Linked DNA regions of Homo sapiens: region 2 is linked to region 1. A link is an interaction called in ENCODE POLR2A ChIA-PET data of the cell type or tissue named here. Cell type or tissue: GM12878. All regions are shown on one strand. Each heading gives the region's core, and the rest is flanking DNA. Links, peaks and the distances in the headings are about the cores only.

The links. ChIA-PET counts read pairs that join two places held together with the same protein. Peaks named below come from ENCODE experiments on the same cell type or tissue, not always from the same donor. Only the 100,000 strongest peaks of a DNase experiment are listed, where the experiment ranks them.
Region 2: POLR2A ChIA-PET joins it to region 1 with 7 read pairs; 2 of 35 experiments call an interaction of 5 or more read pairs at or near these places.

Annotation. Positions count from the first base shown.
Region 1 is chr3:127,581,206-127,585,588 of GRCh38, reverse strand. All of the region lies in intron 1 of TPRA1 (transmembrane protein adipocyte associated 1), which reads left to right. Among named protein-coding and RNA genes, the nearest start is that of MIR7976, 3.8 kb to the left of the region's middle. In GM12878, for the core only: no CTCF peak of the experiment used is centred there; no DNase peak of the experiment used is centred there.
Region 2 is chr3:127,481,840-127,486,222 of GRCh38, reverse strand. No RefSeq gene overlaps it. Among named protein-coding and RNA genes, the nearest start is that of LINC02034, 53 kb to the left of the region's middle. In GM12878, for the core only: no CTCF peak of the experiment used is centred there; DNase peaks (open chromatin) are centred at 947 and 2,182.

The DNA.
Region 1 (4,383 bases), core at 186-4,185:
GGTCTCCCAAGTCCCTCTGTTCCACCTGCACTGCTGCCACTAGTGCAAGCCTCTGTCCTCTCATGCATGGACTGTTGCAGGAGCTCCTCATGGCCTCCCTGTCTCTGTTCCTCCTCCACTTCAGTCCCTTTTCACTGGCATCCTGTCCCCATGGAAACCAGACCTCTCACTCCTTGTAACACCCTTCTGGTTGCACTTAGAGTGAAGTCGAGTTGCATGTGGGACCTGGCCCTGCCAACCTTTCTGGTATCAGCTACCCTGGCCTGTTTTTTGCCCTTGGGACAGGCCAAACCTGTTTCTACCTCTGGACTTGTGCATCTGGATCTTAGGTGATTCTCCCTGGAATGTTCTTTATCTCGATCTTTCCAAGGCTGGCTCCTGCTTATTTATTGAGATCTCGGCTCAAAATGTCACCTTGTTTGACTACCCAGTCCAAGCAGTACCTTTATATTCATTGGGATTTGGGCTAGCTGTTGAAACAAAGGCTAGGATAATAAAATAGATTATTTTTATCTATGCAGGCAGCCTCTGTGCAAGCTGTCCAGTACATGCACGGAGGCCTCATTGTGCTGGGGACCCAGACACCTTCTTTCTCATTGCTCTGTTACCCTCGTACAGGGTTTCTGCCTCGTGGTCTGAGGAGGCTGCTCTTGCTCCCACTGTCGTATCTATATTCCAGCCACCGGGAAGGGAGGAGGGCATGATCTGAAATTAGCAGACCTCACTCTGCTCGTGTCATATGTTTATAACAAAAAAAAAGTTCTTTTTAAAGACAAGTCAGGGTTTTTATCTTTGTTGGGCCTCTGTTTTAGAGTTTATGTCTTCACACCATGGGATTAGATCAAATGACAGGCTGAAGGACTGTCAGCCTGTCTCAGCTCGTGTCCAGTTGGATAAAACTCAGCCACATGGCCACACCCAGTTGCAGGGAAGCTGGGAAAGGTCCCCATTGTGCTGGGAAGCGATGTGTAAGCTAAACTCCATTGGTTCCATCACTAAAGGGAAGGGTAGATGTTGGGGGAACCCAGCAGTCTCTACTGTGTTTCTTGTCATTCTGCTCCACCTCTCTGTTTTCTTCACTTAGCATTTATCTCTAGAAGTTTGCTTCTTTTTTTTTTTTTTTTTTTTTTTTTTTTTTTTTAGACAGGGTCTCACTCTGTGGCCCAGCCTGGAGTGCAGTGGTGTGATCATAGCTTGCTGCTGCCTGCTGCCTGGAGCTCCTGGGCTCAAGTGATCCTTCCACCTCGGCCCCACCGAGTAGCTAAGACTACAGGTATGCACCACCATACCTGGCTAGTTTTTTAAACTTTTTGTAGAAATAGCGTCTTGCTGTGTTGCTCAGGCTGGTCTCAAACTCCTGGGCTCAAGTGATCCTCCCACCTCGGCCTCCCAAAGTGTTGGGATTACAGGTGTAAGCCACTGTGCCCTGTCAAGTTTGCTTTTTTTTTTTTTTCCAAGTTTGCTTTTTAAATAGGGTTTTCATGCTTGTTGTTGGCTTCACCTTGCTGTGAGGGCAGGGCCTTGTCTGCTCTGTTCCGTGCCACGTCCAACCACCTAGACTTGTGCCTGGCACCCAGTAGGTGCTAGTTAAGGTCTGCTGAGCAAATAAAAGCACGTGTGGGCTGGGCATGGTGGCTCACACCTGTAATCCCAGCACTTTGGGAGGCCGAGGTGGGCGGATCACGAGGTCAGGAGATCGAGACCATCCTGGCCAACGTGATGAAACCCCGTCTCTACTAAAATACAAAAAATTAGCCGGGTATGGTGGCACGTGCCTGTAGCCCCAGCTACTCGGGAGGCTGAGGCAGGGGAATCGCTTGAACCTGGGAGGCAGAGGTTGAAATGAGCCGAGATCACGCCACTGCACTCTAGCCTGGAGACAGAGCAAGACAATGTCTCAAAAAAAAAAAAAGCATGTGTGAATGAAGGGTGGGCTTCTTTGCCCCCCTCCCAACAGTAGGGAAGGAGCCATCTTCTTTCTTAGGATCTACTATGTGTCAGGCATTTGTTCTCTTTAATATTCCCCATCACTTGAAGATTGCAGCTATGGCCTCATTTTATTATTTTTAATTAATTAATTTATTCTTTTTTGAGGCAAGGTCCCACTCTGTCACCCAGGCTGGAGTGCAGTGGCACGATCATAGCTCACTGCAGCCTCGAACTCCTGGGCTCAAGCCATACTCCCACCTCAGCCTTCCTATTAGCTGGGACTACAGGTATGCACCACTATACCTGGCTAAGTTTTGTGTTTGTTTGTTTCTTTTTTTTTTTTTCTGAGATGGAGTTTCACTCTTGTTGCCCAGGCTGGAGAGCAATGGTGTGATCTCAGCTCACCGCAACCTCTGCCTCCTGGGTTCAAGTGATTCTCCTGCCTCAGCCTCCTGAGTAGCTGGGATTACAGGCATGCACCACCATGCCTGGCTAATTTTTTTTTTTTTTTTTTGAGACGGAGTCTTGCTGTGTTGCCCAAGCTGGAGAGCAATGGTGTGATCTCAGCTAAACGTAACCTATGCCTCCCGGGTTCAAGGGATTCTCCTGCCTCAGCCTCCCAGGTAGCTGGGATTACAGGCATGTGCCACCATGCCCGGCTAATTTTTTTGTATTTTTAGTAGAGACAGGGTTTTTCCATGTTGGTCAGGGTGGTCTCGAACTCCTGACCTCAGGTGATCCACCCGCCTTGGCCTCCCAAAGTGCTGGGATTACAGGCGTGAGCCACCGTGCCTGGCCCTAATTTTGTATTTTTTTTTTTTAGTAGAGGCGGGGTTTCTCCATGTTGGTCAGTCTGGCCTCAAACTCCCAACCTCAGGTGATCCACCTACCTCAGCCTCCCAAAGTGCTGGGATTACAGGTGTGAGCCACCGTGCCCAGCCTTTTTTTTTTTTTTTTTGAGACAGAGTCTTGCCCTGTTGCCCAGGCTGGAGTGCAGTGGCACGATCTCAGCTCACTGCAACCTCCACCTCCCGGGTTCAAGCCATTCTCCTGCCTCAGCCTTCCAAGTAGCTGGCATTACAGCTGGACGCCACCATGCCTGGCTAATTTTTGTATTTTTTAGTAGAGATGGGGTTTTGGCATGTTGGCCAGGCTTGTCTTGAACTCCTGACCGCAAGTGATTCGCCTGCCTTGGCCTCCCAAAGTGCTGGGATTACTGGCATGAGCCTCCGCACCCGGCCAATTTTTGTATTTTTTGTAGAGATGAGGTCTTGCTATGTTGCCCAGGCTGGTCTGGAACTCCTGAGCTCAAGCAGTCCTCCCTCCTCAGCCTCCCAAAGTGTTGGGATTGCAAGTGTGAGTCACTACACCCTGCTGTCCTTACTGTTTAGATGGGGACTTGATCCCAGAGCCAGTGAGTGGCCCACTGGAGCAACCTGAGCCCCAGCCCATGGCCCGCCCCCTTCAGAGTCTTCCCTCCCTTTCATCCAGAGGTGTTCTGGTGTTTAAGGGCTTGGACCAGCAATGGAAATATTCCTAAGTCCCCCCACCCCTGTCTTGGGCTGCTATTGTTCAGGGATAGCTTTGGTGACAACACAAGCAGGGCTCCTGTTGCGTTTCTGCAGACCTTGCTGACAGGCATGCAGCTCACTGGGCGGCTCCTTGCTGAAGGGGAGGCCTGGGCCTTTGATGTGTTGTCGGGACAAATCTTTTTTCTTTTTCTTTTTTTTTTTTTTTTGAGATGGAGTCTCGCTCTGTCGCCCAGGCTGGAGCACAGTGGCACCATCTCGGCTCACTGCAAGCTCCGCCACCTGGGTTCATGCAATTCTTCTGCCTCAGCCTCCTGAGTAGCTGGGACTATAGGCACATGCCACCATGCCCAACTAATTTTTTTTTTTTTTTGTATTTTAGTAGAGATGGGGTTTCACCATGTTGTCTAGGCTGGTCCCGAACTCCTGAGCTCAGGCAATCTGCCCGCCTCGGCCTCCCAAAGTGCTAGGATTACAGGCATGAGCCACCGCGCCCGGCCACATCTTTTTTACTTTTTAAAATTTACTGAAGTACACCTATGACTTAGGAGTCATCGGTGTGTGGCTTGATGAATTACCACACAGTGAACACACCTGTGTACCCACCACCTGGATCTGACACCCAGACGCTGGCAGGCCTCCCCCAATTACCATGCGCTTCATCTCCCCAAAGGCGCCCTGTCTGCATTTCTCCACGGATCATACGCCTGTCGGCCCTTGTGCCTGGCTTCACGCTATATCACTTCTGAGAGTCATTCGTGTTGCCTGTAGCAGTGGGTTGTTCTTTTTATGCTGTGCAAGTGTCAACCGTAGGAACCTGCCACCATTTATGCCCATGCTCTGGGGCTGCTCCCCGCCTGGGGCTGTCATCCACAGCCTTTACAAGCATTCCTGGTGAAGCAGAGTCACAGGCATCTGGCCCAAT
Region 2 (4,383 bases), core at 256-4,255, 99 kb after region 1:
TTTGCAATGGAAATAATTCAGACCGATGCACAAAGAAAACCCTGCACCACGCTTGATGGGTGAACTAGGGCCTTCGTGGTCACTGACTTCCCCTCCTGCAGCTCCGCCACTGCTGTGGGTGCCCTGCCCTGGCCATGCATGTGAACTTGGCCTCTTGCCTGGTCCCCACCCCTCCATCGGCTGCAGTCTTTCCTGGGCCCAGGGCTCCCTTATTTCAGTAGCTGCTGCCCCTTCCTGGTCAGAGTTGCTCAGTTTTTTATCTCTGATGTCTGCAGCTACTCTCTGGGCCCTGACCACCTTCCATGTTCTTTCCCAACTCTGGCAGATGCTTCAGTTGCCCACCAGGAGCCAATTCATGTTCCCTTGCAGGGAAATGGACAAGGGACCTGCTGCTGGCTTATACGAGGAAAGGCCGTCTCACCTGGGGGCTTTGGGGAAAAGTTTGCTTTCAGATGGAGAAAGAGATGGAGCCTCTCAAGGAGAAAGCATTTCCCTCTGGTGCTTCCCTTCTTTGTGCCTGCAGCTTCAAGGACCACAGAGGGCCAAGTGCAGGAGTAAGAGGCTGGCGTGCTGACAGTGGCCAAGGGCATTGGAGGGAAGGACCTGTCATCACTGGGCCAAGGAAGGAACTCCAGACTGCCTACTTCCAGAGGGCCTGCTGAGTAAGCCACACACATCCTTGTGGTTTAAACAACTGTTCACCCAGCATCTTGTCATTTATAGCCAAAAGCAATCCTACCTAATACACTAGCCAAACACCCATGGGCTCACCCAAACATTCAGCAAACACTAAATCAATGTTCGCTGAGTATTCCCTGCATCCGGACACTTTATCACATTTAATTTAACCCACCTAACAACTTGAAGATCCAAATTATTATCCCTATGTTAAAGATAAGGAAGGTGGGTGTGATAGAGCAGCCCTAGTGGCTGCAGAAAAAAGACAACCCCAAATCTCAGTGGCGTCACACAATAGATGATGCTATTTCTCACTCATGTAAAGTTTCACTGTGACTAAGATAGGGGCTCCATGCAGTCATTCAGAGACCCAGGATGATGGAGGTTTTACCACCGTCAACATGGGGCTTGTAAGTCACTCTAGGTGTTAACATCTGACTGGCAGATATGGGAAGAAAATATGTGGAGGATCACACGAGAGCCTTCATGATCCAGATCCGAGTGTGTGAGCATCATTTTCACCACAATCATTGGCTGGACAGAACTCAGCCACATGGCCACACCCCAGGGCAAGGAGGGCTGGGAATGATGCCCAGGCATTCCTCCTGGCCCCAGAGGAAAGGGCAGTGAGTTGCTGAACAATTAGCTAATCTCTGCCACCAGGGCTCAGGGGGCTGAAGAACTGACCCACAAGACTCTCAGATGGGCGAAGTGGGACTCTGTGCCTGCTTTGTTTTCTCAGGTGTCCGGAAGTCCAGGGCTGTGCTCAGAATAGCGTCAGAGCTTGGCTGAGCCAGGCACAAGCCAGAGCTGGTACTTAGCAGGGGCGTAAGTCCCCCTGGCATCCTCTCTGTGACTGGGCCATACTCCTTCTCTTGCTTTCATCCCTGTGTTCTAGGGGCTCGACTTACATAGCAGGGGTGGTGCACAGCAGACTGGAGAAGACAGGACCCTGGACCAGCTCTGCATCCTAACTGTGGGGCTTTGGGCAGGTCACTTGATCTCTCTGTGCCTCAGCTTCCTCGTCTGTGGAGGGCACTAACACTACTTCCCTCACAGGGTTGCTGGGCCCTGGGCGAGTGATGTACAGAAAGCATTCAGTGCCATGCAGGGCAGTGGCACCGGGTGTTAGCTGGGTTTCACTCCCACGGAGTCCTCCCGGCTCCTCATTGTCCTGTGTTACAGATGAGGAAATGGAGGCTCAGAGGGAAAGTCGGGTGCCTGCCCCTCCTGCCACTCCACCTTTCATCTCCATGAGAGTTTCTGATAGGGAGCGGTTTGGGGGTCGCAGGGACCACACCTTGCGGGCTGCGGGCTGTGGGCTGTGGCAAGGTCCCCCCAGCAACCTCGGTTCCTGACTTCCCCACAATGCCTGGCCTCCTCCCTCCCCCAGCGCACTCACACCGCAGGCCTGACGTGCTGGAGTCTGTCACTGGCGTGCAAAACCCACAGAGCTTTCTCATTTCTGCTCTGGTGGAACAAAAGCCCCTGCAGCTGAGCTTAGTCAGTGGAGGCCTCAGGATGTTTCCGTGTGGAGAGATAAGGCCCAGTGGAGTGCTAAAGCCGAGCCCTGAAGCGTAGGCCTGTTAGGGACCCAGAAGAGCCTGAGCCTCTGGGGTGCAGTTTCCTAAATCCCAGCTCCTGAATGTTTACCTTCTTCACGCAGGTTCCCAGCAATCCATGCACCTTTTCCTGGGCCCCTCTTCCTCCTCCCTCCTCTTGACTCAGTGAGTTTTTACTGAGCAACTACTGTGTGTCAGGCATTGTTCAAGGTCTGGGGGCACAGCAATGAATAAGGCAGACACAATCCCTGCCCTCAGGAGCTGGCATGCCAGGGCCGAGGCAGACGCAGGTGGATGCAGGGTGTGCGAGAAGGCACCAAGAGCTAAGGAGAAAAATGGAGCTGGGGAGGGACAGGCACCATGGGGTGGGGGCAGGAAGAGCTGCAGTCTAAAATAAGGTGCTGAGGAAGGTAGGAAGGTGAGGAGTCGAGCCTTGGGGCAATCTAGGGGAAAGGTGTTTCAGGCATTTCAGGCCAAGGGAATAGCCGATGCAAAGGCCTGGGCCTGCCATGCCTGTTGAGGAACAGCGAGGAGACCAGTGTGGCAAACACAGGGAGCAGGGCTGGGGTGGGGCCAGGAGGGCTGAGAGGTCACAGGTGGGGCTGGACAGGCCAGGCAGGGCTGAGTGCACTGAGTGTGCTGGGAAGGACAGGAGACATAGGATGGGAAACAGCTTAGCAGTGAACGGAACACACGAATGCCTGGTCCATAGAGTTCACAGTCTAGAGGGGAAGAGAGAGAAGAAATGAAATAAAAAGAACACGACACATCATGGGAAAAGGTGATAAAGCAGGGAATGGGAGTCGGGAGTGCCCAGGGGGAGGGGGCTTCCCGGGGGAGTAGGTGGTGGGGCAGGGCCTCGCTGAGCAGAGACGCCAGAGCCGAAGAGTGCTCTGTGGATACTTAGGGAAGAACATTCCAGACAAAGGGAGCTGCAGGGCCAGGGCCCTGGGTGGGAGCCTGCCATTATTGCTGCTGTCTCTTGTGGTCTCGTTATTCATAAAGCAGGGATCTCTTGATAAAATGGATGCAAAAGTCTTGAAAACTAACAAATGTTGCAAACGTTTGTGAGTCACCCTTGTTGGACATGGCCTCAGCAAGCTATTGCCACAATAATGCTGTTTAACAAACCACCATGAGACTCGGTGGCCTACAACAATCTCGTTTATTCTTCTCTCACATTTGCCCGGTCAGCAGGCATTCAGGGGCCGAGACTGGGCTCGGTGGGGCTGGACCCCAACACTTGAGCTGGGGGCCGCACCCCCAGCTTTCTGTCTTTGATCTTCCTTAGAGCAGTGGCTTCGGAGGCATGTTCTTCTCATGCATAAGGGCAGAGTCAGCCAGACATGCATATTTAAGGCTTCTGCTCACATTCATGTCTGCTGATGCACCTTTGGCCAAAGCAAGACAAACCTAGCCTTGAGTGGGTAGAAAATGTGCTCTCCTCCAGGCGATACAAAGAGGGGTGAAGGACAGGGGCACTAAGGCTGAGGTCTGCCAAGCTTTTCCGAAAAGGGACAGATAGCAATTTTGGCAGTGCAGGCCATATGGTTGCTGTCTCGGTGATTCAGCCCTGCTGTGGTAGTGGTAGTGTGGAAGCAACTGTAGACATCATGTGAGCAAACAGGTGTGGCTGGGTGCCAAGAACAGTTTATTTACGGACATCAAAATTTGGATTCAATATAATTGTCTTGGGCCACAAAATACCATTCTTTTTTTGATTTTTTTTTTTTTGAGACGGAGTCTCACTCTGTCACCCAGGCTGGAGTGCAGTGGTGTGATCTCAGCTCACTGCAACCTCCGCCTCCTGGGTTAAAGCGAGTCTCCTGCCTCAGCCTCCCGAGGAGCTGGGACTACAGGCACATGCTATCACGCCCAGCGAATTTTTTTGTATTTTTAGTAGAGACGGGTTTCGCCATGATTATCTCCATCTCCTGACCTCGTGATCCTCCTGCCTCAGCCTCCCAAAGTGCTGGGATTACAGGTGTGAGCCACTGTGCCCGGCCTGACTTTTTTTTCAACTTAAAGAAAAAAGGAAAACTCATTCTTAGCTTGTATGCTGTACAGGAATCAGTGGTGGGGCATTTGGCCTGTGGGGGGTAGTTTGCCGACCTCTGCAAAATAGACCTCAGAGCTCCAGCAT